Regions from separate parts of the Homo sapiens genome. Here region 1 is linked to region 2. A link is an interaction called in ENCODE POLR2A ChIA-PET data of the cell type or tissue named here. Cell type or tissue: PC-9. All regions are shown on one strand.

The links. Peaks named below come from ENCODE experiments on the same cell type or tissue, not always from the same donor. Only the 100,000 strongest peaks of a DNase experiment are listed, where the experiment ranks them.
Region 1: POLR2A ChIA-PET joins it to region 2 with 8 read pairs; 2 of 35 experiments call an interaction of 5 or more read pairs at or near these places.

Annotation. Positions count from the first base shown.
Region 1 is chr3:188,134,467-188,139,466 of GRCh38, reverse strand. No RefSeq gene overlaps it. Among named protein-coding and RNA genes, the nearest start is that of LPP-AS2, 17 kb to the left of the region's middle. In PC-9, no CTCF peak of the experiment used is centred here; a DNase peak (open chromatin) is centred at 2,176.
Region 2 is chr3:187,848,376-187,853,375 of GRCh38, reverse strand. All of the region lies in intron 2 of LOC105374264 (a long non-coding RNA gene), which reads left to right. Among named protein-coding and RNA genes, the nearest start is that of BCL6, 110 kb to the right of the region's middle. In PC-9, no CTCF peak of the experiment used is centred here; a DNase peak (open chromatin) is centred at 2,845; H3K27ac peaks cover 2,017 bases.

The DNA of each region.
Region 1 (5,000 bases), 290 kb before region 2:
CAAGGAAGACTTAGAAAGTGAGTTTTTCCAGGGGGCTGAGGCAGGAGAATGGCGTGAACCCAGGAGGTGGAGCTTGCAGTGAGCCGAGATCGTGCCACTGCAGTCCGGCCTGGGTGAAAGAGCGAGATTCCGTCTCAAAAAAAACAGAAAACAAAAAAAAAAAAACAAAGTGAGTTTTTCGTATTTTCAGTTTCTATATGGAAGGCAAGCTTTGCTTCATAAAATGGAATATTCTCCAAACATAGAAAGGTGTGTGCGGAGGGGATACAGATGCTGAGATGAGCAAATAATGACAAATGTCCATTACACTTACAGAACAAGGGAAAAGAGAACATCATCCTGGAGCTACAAAGGGAGAACAACCTTCTAGAAAAGATTTGTTGGAGGAACCAGAAGAAAAATAATAAAGAATGTTTTGGCATTCTTTCTCTAAAAGCTTAAAGGCATTGCCTTTTGAAACAAAAACATGAATTATAAAAAGAAAGCTTGACATGAAAAGACAGCAGGCAACATTTCAGACTAAAATGGGAAATGAATAAAATGAAAAAAAGTACTTTAGGAAAATAAAAGTGCAATAGTAGAATTAACTTTCACTTTGGGGAAAAGAACCAAAAGCAGAAATGACCTGAGAAAATTTAGTCTGCAATATAGAGGGTAAACTTGAGAATGTCTTCTAGCTTACAGAGGATAGCACAAAGAGATTAAATAGAAAGAGAGAATGATCTATGTAAGACAGGGGTCAGAGATCCAACCTGAGAATGATTGAAGCCCCTTAGGAAGAAAGCAGGATAATTGTTTGGAAACAATGGTTGAGGGCATAATTAAAGAGACTCTCCTGAGCGGCAGTTTTACATAAGTACGCAAGTGCAAAGGTCCACTGTATTCAAAACACAATCAAAGAAAAGCTATTCATACATATACCCATCAGGAGTAAAGAAAAACAGCAACAAGTCCTTTAAGCATCCAAGCATCCAGATGGTAGAAACCGTTTACCTAGAAAGGAATAAAAATTCCTGTGGTTTTAGCTTTTTTGGCAATGATAAATTGCCAAAAGTAATTAAAGGGATATCTATATAGATTTGCAGAAGAAAGGCTGTGAACAAGTTAATTTGTTTTGCTTGTGTGAAAGCAACAAAAAGACAGATTAGGTTTGAAAAATAAAGTACCCTAAGGCCTTGCTTCTCAAAGTGTGGTCCCTGGACCAGTAGCAAGAGCATCCCCCGGAAGCTTGTTAGAAATACAAAATATCAGTCTGGGCGCAGTGGCTCATGCCTGTAATCCCAGCACTTTGGGAGGCTGAGGTGGGCGGATCACCTGAGGCCAGGAGTTCGAGACCAGCCTGGTCAACATGGTGAAACCCCATCTCTACTAAAAATACAAAAAAATTAGCCAGGCATGGTGGCAGGCAACTGTAATCCTACCTACTCGGGAGGCTGAGGCAGGAGAATTGCTTGAGCAGTGAGCTGAGATCATACCACTGCACTCCAGCCTGGAGAACAAGAGTGAAACTCCGTCGGAAGAAAGCAAGAAAAGGAAAGGAAAGAAAAGAAAGAAAAGAAAAGAAGGAAGACAAAAGACAAAATCTCCATCCTACCCTAGACCTGCTGAATCAGGATCTGCACTTTAACCAGATTTCCTGGTAATTCCTACACATACTAAAGTCTGAGAAACACTGGGTTAAGACATATTCTATGGACCAAGAATGGAACCAAAATTAAGAACTTAAGAATGGGGGGCCAGGCGTGGTGGCTCACGCCTGTAATCCCAGCACTTTGGGAGACCTAGGCAGGTGGATCACAAGGTCAGGAGTTGAGACTAAAAATACAAAGAGGTAGGAATATTGCTTGAGCCTGGGAAGTCTCTACTAAAAATACAAAATATCAGCTGGGGATGGTGGTGTGTGCCTGTAGTCCCAGCTACTAGGGAGGCTGAGGCAGGAGAATTGCTTGAACCCAGGAGGCAGAAGTTGCAGTGAGCTGAGATCGCACCACTGTACTCCAGCCTGGGAGACAGAGCAAGACTCCATCTCAAAAAAATAAATAAATAAAATTAAAAAAAAAAAAGAATGGGGAAGTGAGTGATGGTGTGTATGATTGGCAAACCACTCTGATGGTCAATAGAGAGCCACCACCTCATCAGGAAGTACTGAAGGAACATGCTCACCGATTAAGATCACCCATGATTGAACAAATCTGTCTCTGCAAGAACAGGAAGAGATTAGTGCCCTCCCACACTAGCTTCTGGCAAAAAGCTTCCTTTTTATCTCTTTCACTGACCCTTTTTATCTCTTAGGAGACTAATCCTGTAATTGGACATAAATTTCTCTTAAAGGACCTATCTCTCATGGAAAATTTAACATGGGTTTGAGAAACTCAAGTATGATTAGAACAGTTTTTTTTTTTTTAATCTAGATATCCACGTCTGTGAAAAAAATACTGGAAAGAAGTAGAGCAAGTTATTAAGTAATAAAAAGTATTATGTTTTGAAATCTCTATTTTTTTCAAGTTTTATTGAATGAGTCACCTATTATGGATTATAAAGATAAACTTATATTTTAAAAATGTTTTCTATCATGAAGAGAATACATAAGCAAGAAAACAAATCATAAATACCTCTATGGCATATAATCCCTAAGTCATCCTTTCCAGCATTCTCTCTCCCTGTTCCCCTTCCTGCCCTCTGTGTTCTGGCAGACCTACCTCACGCTTTTCCACCTCCACATCTTTGATTGCTAGGAAATCCACCACTCCTGGCCTACCTAAAATGTCTGTGATACAAATCCTACTGTCCTTCAAAACTAGTTCAGGCAACACCTTCTCCCTGAAGGCTCCCCTGATAGTGGAACCTTTGTTTTTGTTTATGTTTTTTTTTTTTTTTTCTGAGAGCTAGTTCGCCCAGGCTGGAGTGCAGTGGTGCGACCTTGGCTCACTGCAACCTCCGCCTCCCGAGTTCAAGCAATCCTCCTGCCTCAGCCTCCCAAGCAGCTGGGATTACAAGCACCACCACCAAGCCCAGCTAATTTTTGTATTTTTAGTAGAGATGGGGTTTCACCATGTTGGCCAGGCTGGTCTCGAAATCCTGACCTCAGGTGATCCACCCACCTTGGCCTCCCAAAGGGATGGGATTAGAGGCGTGAGCCATCGCGCCCTGCTGAACCATTGTTATTGTAACCCTCCTCCAGTTTCCTATATATCTCTTCAGGTATCTAATACTTCATATCTCATATTAGCAGTAGTAGTAGTAATCATAAAGTAGTGGCAGTAATGCTGTAATGTGTTTGCTGTATTGTGAGTTCTTCAAGGCCATTTAGTGTTTTGAAATCACCTTGGTTATAGTAAGCATCAACAGGCAATTGCTAAGTGAATAACTAATAATTTGTCCTAAGGTTTGAGGCAGGTCCAAAAGAGCAAGAGAATGGAAACATCATGCTATTTCTTCTCTCTTCTTTTACCAGCTGTGTAGCATTCCTTTGCATTTGGTTAATATAGCAAGCAAGTTTCAATATCAGTAGAAAATACTTAAGTGGTTTTTTAAAAACATAAAATACCAAAAGAACATGTTGTATCTCTATTTAAACCAACTTACTATCCTACATTGGGCAGCTTGCCTCCTCAGATCCAGAGGAACTGTTTGCTGTAATATTAGAAAAAAATGAGTTTAGATTAAGAGCTCTCTAAGGCCCTTTCCAAATCTAGCCTTCTATAATTCTTAAATGATGATAAAACCAAATTTGGCTTTCAGGGATTTCAGTTGTTGTGTTTCAGATATTATAATGTCAAAGTACCATAACAATTAATAATGCTGATTTACCGAGTGCTAATTCTGATTCTTTCTTGGTTCTTACATCATCCAATCTCTTAGAGTATAAGTTTTTCTTTCTAGAACAACTTGAAGCCAAGAGCGTTCTCTCTGAGCCGTTTGCCTTCTAAAGTGAACGCATGCATTCTGCAGCCACAGCTGGCCCCAGTTAACCTTTCTCCTAGCCACCAGTGCATGGGCCCATAAGACTCAGCAATCCCAGTTTCTGAAGGAGCCCATTGTCACAACAAACAGTCAACAATTAAATTTTCTTGCACGCTAGTTCTAAGCTAGGCAAGTGCCACTTTATTCTCAGTGTATATCCCCAGCTCCAATTAAATGACCAACTTTTAATACATTCAGGGGAAATTTTATTGATAATCTATTAGGTACATAGTTATACCTTGTAAACTGTGGATGTTATAGAACATATAATGAGCCATAATACAAACCACTAGCATTTGTTTTCAATTTTACTGTTTATGAATAATTTCCACATACCTGTGGAATTCATATCAATGATTGTTGAGTTTCCAATGTGTTATAGTTAGGAAGCATCAACAGAGGCTTGCTCTTTACAGCTTTGCTGTGGTCAACACAGTGCAGAGTCCAGTAGTGAATCCTGCTACACAGATATGGGTAGAGGCCATTCTATGTTGTTCATTCAACCACAGGTGATCACTCTGTATATTTATATGTTGTCTCAACGGCCCAAGTACAAGTCAGGTTTTTCTTTCTCTATGAAGCCTTTGTAGATCCCCACCTCTCCAGACAGAAATATCTTTTATCCTCTGAATGCCTATAGCACTTTTCCTATAACTCGTTTATTAGATTTTTTCATTTTTATGTTTTTAAAATTTTTAGCTGGGCATGGTGGGTCATGCCTGTAATTCCAGCACTTTGGGAGGCTGAGGCGGAGGTTGCAGTGAGCCGAGATGGCGCCATTACTCTCCAGCCTAGGCAACGAAAGTGAAACTCCATCTCAAAAAAAAAAAAAAAACAATTTTTTTATTACACTTTTTTTCTTCTGTTTTTTTTTTTTTCTAACTTTTACTTTAAGTTCAGGGGTACATGTGTAGGTTTGTTATTTAGGTCAATTCATGTAATAGGAGTTTGTTGGACAGATTATTTCATCACCCAGGTACTAAGCCTAGTACCCATTATTTTTCCTGATCCTCTCCCTCCTCCCACCCTCCACTCTC
Region 2 (5,000 bases):
GAACTAGACGTTCCCACTGTTTACAGGTTTGAAGTTTTAGTAATTTAAACTTGGCCCTGGTGCATGTCATACCAAAGGGACCATCCCTGAATGATTCACTTCTCTTCAGAAACTCCCTGTGCCTGGGCTTGCTCCTGGAGGGCAGGGACCTTGGACTTTACTGGCCTCAGTACAGTGCCCGGCTCACTACAGGCACTCAATGCTGTTTGTAATGTGGTGTGCTTTCCTCCTCCAGGGAGCATCTTGGGGTGGTAATAGACCATGAGCTGCTTGCTCCATTTTCTTTGTTTATGAAAGTGCATACCATTAGACAGCCTTGCCTTAAAGGAAAAAGTGCACACTCATCTACTCCTTTGTGAAGTGGTTGAGAGTCTGTCCTGCATGACAGTGCAGTGGCTGCAGCTCCCTGAAGCAAAGCAAAGGATCTCTAGCACTGTGCGGTAATGGAAAGAATATTTAACTAGAAGTCAGGATGCCAGTATCTAAGTACTGGGTCTGTGCTAGGAGACCTTATATGAGTCATAGACATGTGTATGTGGCACTTTAGAGTTTAGAAAATCCTTCCTGTACATGGTTTTATATAGGCTTCACAATAAACCTCTGCATGCAGCAGTATTTCCCCATTTTGTTCCCATTTTCCAGAGAAGGAAAATGAGTCTTGGGGAGGTTAAAGGACTCTGGAGTCCCGGAGATACTTGGCAGTGCTGGGCCTTGATATAAGGTCTTGCCAACATCAGAACCTCTTTTTACGAATGTTCTTTTGATAGCCTAGGTCCCAGGTTCATCTATGCAAACAAAGATAGTGGGCAATCTCTACAATCCTGTTCAACCCTGATATTCTGTGGCCCTATGGATCAATTGAGGCAGGTGCACTTGCTCTCTAATACTGTGTCCTTAGCACTTGAGTTTACACTATGATGTTGTGCTGTGAGACAGAGAGAGATATCAAGGGAAAAAGTGACACCATCACCACCATCTTCTGAGGATGGCGTCAGAGTGAGAAGGGGATTGGCTTTGGAGCCAGATCAAGGCAGCATGACATCTTGTCTCTCTCAGTTATTGACAGTGAGACTTTGGACAAATCTCAAAACCTCTTTGTACCTCTGCTTGGTCTTCTGAGTTTTCAAATGGATGCAAAGATACTTACTTACAGGTTGATGATTGTGTAGATCACATAAAATTGCTTTAAAAAGGCTGATACATTTATTACCTGTATGCAGTTTGTGATGTGTATTAAAAGTTAGGTCCCTTTCCTTACTTTTGTCTGGTAGATATAAAAATTCAGCCTGTTGTCACAACAAAGATTTGCTTAATTTCATGTGGCCCTGACAGTATAAGCTCTGTCTGCTGGAAGGGATAGTGAGACCACTTGCACTCCTATCCATTGGAGTGTATCCAGGGCCAAAAGAGGACAAAGTATGATTTGATTGGAAGTGAGAGTAAATGGGCACAACAAGAAGTATCACTGCATATGAAAAATAATTTGAGAGACCCTTGTCTGCCTTAGTTCATATAAATTATTGATATTAACCATAATAAAATATCCATGTTTACTTTCATATTAAAAGAGCATCTGGCATAGAGCATTGCTCAATACTTATTGGTTGAGGAAGTGAATTCATTTTTGAATGAAAAATAATGCCTTAAAGTGTTTGCCACCAGGTAAAATTGATGTTCTAGGAAGATTCATCATACTTAACTGTGGCCTTCGGTACCTTGCTGCACAACCCCTCACTCCTACCCTGAAGAGTGTGAACCCCACAGAGATTCATTCTTTTATTGTGCAGATGACAGATCTAGACTGGCAGATGTAAAGTTGTAAATGCTGAGTTGGTCTAAAACCCAGGTCTCCTGAGTCTCAGCCCAGGACCATACCACTGAACCACACTGCTTTGTCCTTAGGTTTCCAGACCTTCGGGCTTTCAGCTTCTCTGTATCATCTGCTTTTTTGGTTCCTCCATACACAATACTTGGAGGTTAGAATTGAAGAGCTTTCTGTGCTTTGCTGGGGCCGTGTTTCACAATTTTGACAAATATTCAGCTTGCCCATGTTAGTTTTCAGAATCCTCAGCGTTAACTGTTTGAAGAATATGGTTTGTGAAGGACTTTATGACTGTTTTGATTATTTCTTCCGTGTATATCTCCAAACTATTTGAGTAAAAACATTTTTGTGCTTGGGAGAAAAATACTAAGCCTTGCCTTGTTTCTAAGGAGAGGAAACCGAGGTCCAGGGTGAAGAAATTTTCTCAGTTAGATGTAGTCCCTGGAATGACAGCCTGAGTTCCTGTATTTCATCCTTTTTAGGGACCTATAGCACACTAGTTTTCTGGCTTGGACACAATCTTCCCTGAAACCCAATCTGGGAAACCTTCCAAGCAGAGACACCCAATTTTGCCAACCTTGCTGCCACCTTCCCCAAGATACTCATTTCCCAGCATACCAAACGTTTCCTCTTTCTTCCTTCCCCCACCCCTCTCCTCCTTCCCCTAGATCTCTTCCTCTGCCCAACATTTCCCTGGCTGTCAGAACTTGTTTCTTGTCAATTGCTTCTCCCTAAGCCTAGATACACCCAATGTGGTGTCCTTGACAAAACACTGTGTGGGGGTGATGCAACAGCCCAAGGTGTCAAAATAATTAGGTAATTAAAGCAGGGGAAGGTCAGGGTTTCTTCTGTTTGGAAAGACAAATACACACACAAAGAGAAAAGCAGAACAAGGAAGCCAATTTCACATCTCCTTTGTTTCTCCCTTGCTCCTTGACCCAATGTGAAAGCTTAGTGCCTATGATCAATTCTCTCAGAGTACTGGAATAAGAACCCACCTGACCTAGTATGCTTGGCAAGTTTGAACACCAAGGAATAGAACGTTTAAAGGTTTCAACACACCCTTGTTGTTGTCTTGCCTGTTTGTTTTCACACCAGCCCCACCCTGAGCTTCTACTGGTGCAATGGCCCCAGATGGTGGCTCAATGCCATGGATGGGATATTGCTCAAAGGAGTCTGTGGGTACGAAAGGCGGAGTCTCCTCCCAGGAAACCAAGCCTCAAGGTCATCTTCTCTTGGCTTTTATTTGTTTATTCGCTCAACATTCCACAGTTATTAAGAGCCTGCTATGTTTTAGGGATTGTGCTTGGAACATAGGATGGGGCTGAGAGGAAGCAGAGAGCAATATGAAATAGCCCCTGTCTGTCCGGGAGGAGCTTACTGTCTAGTGAGAAAGTGGCCATATGGGCAAATATCATAGTTTTGCTGGGATGACAAGTCTCTAACTGAGGTCCGAACAAAGTTCTAGAGATCTCAGAGAAGGAAGTGACCAACTCCCTGGAGGACTCTAGGAACAAGTGACAAAGGAGGTGACATTTGAATTATAACTTTAAGGATGAGTGAGGTTTCTCCAGACAAGAGGAGCAAAGAGGTCATTCTAGGCAGAGGAAGAGCATATTCAAAGGCAGGAAGGATGAAAGAGCATATTGCTTTCTGAGAATGTGGAGTTCATTGATACTAAAATTGGGGCTATGCTGGGGTAGGTGGGAATGAAGAGATATGGCTGAATATGTTGATAGGGGCAAAATCAAGGGTGTCCTTAACAAGATGCCTGGAATATGGCCTGCCCTGATGGCATCAGGGCACCACTGGAGATTCTGGGGCACAGGAGATGAGAGTAAATCTATAAGGCAGTGGCGGCAGCAACACTTCCTCCAGTTGTCTTCCTGCTGGGGACACACTCTCAGGTCTCCTCTCCTCAACCATCAGTTCTACTTTTCTCAGCCATTAAATAAGGTAGCTTTCAGCATCAGCCTCTTCCCAGGAAGAGCACACACTCAGATGACTGACTCCGGGGACCCAGAGACTCTCCCACCCACAGCTCAGCCATCCAAGTGAAGTGGAACTGTAGAGTGGTTACACAAAGGGCTTTGGCTTCAGAGTCCCGGTTTTGACTGGCTTCAGACACCCCTGGTTTGAACCTTGCCTCTGCCTGTTATCAGCAATGTTATATTGAGCCAGTGACTGAACTCCTCCAAAGCCTCAGTTTGCCTTTGTAAAATGAGATTGCAGGGTAATCATGCCTTCCTTATTGGGTTTTCTTGGGGAGGTAAATCAAGGGCAACACCATGCAAGTCACCAGTTAGCATAAATTTGCCGTGTTACACAACACCTGATTCATAGCACACGGAAGTGTTTTGTAAATTGCGTATGTGATAGACCTTCCAATTGGCGTTTTTTAGCCCTGTTACCAGCTTAACACATCATGTGTCTTTTGATAATGTGGCACTAAGATGTGGGCAAGAGGCTCCCTTACCTTGGGCCACATACTTTGTTTCTGAAGGTAAATGCCACCATGTACCACAGACAAAATAGCAAATAAACCTGAAAAAGAGGGTGTGGGCATGTCTATCGTTCAGGATCCAGTACTCATAGCTGGCGTAGCTGGACCCATAATCTCAAACATCCGTTTTTGTGACAAAAACCGTTGAGGCCCCCAGATCTACAGATATTTTGCCCTGTGTCGTTGAAACAAAAGGCGAATGTGTCTAGACGCTGTGAATGTTTGAGAGTTGTGCTATTATGGACTTTGGAGATGGGAGTTGTACAATTACGGACTTGGAGATGGATAATGCTTTGAAGTACAAAAAAATATTTGAATGGTTAAAGCACTTAGGTAAGAGAAATAAAACAATTAATTCACTTGTTAAATCCTTCCTCTCAGCATAAATGTAATAGATTCTTGATAACAAAGTAGTGCTGAGTGTCCATTTGCTTGCTTCTCTTTATGTTGTAATCCATGACTCTGAAGGTAGTCACCAGTTAGCATGAATTTGCCATGTTACTTATGGCAGTTGAGGGATAGTTTGCAAAGTGAAATAATTCATATTATTCTTAAATTTGTGTATTTGTAGGTTGAGACATAATCTGTGTGACAAATATGATACAGATTCATAATATTTTCAACTAATTGGCTATTAAAGGCTGGCATTATTAGTAGTTTAATGTTCTTAAAGAA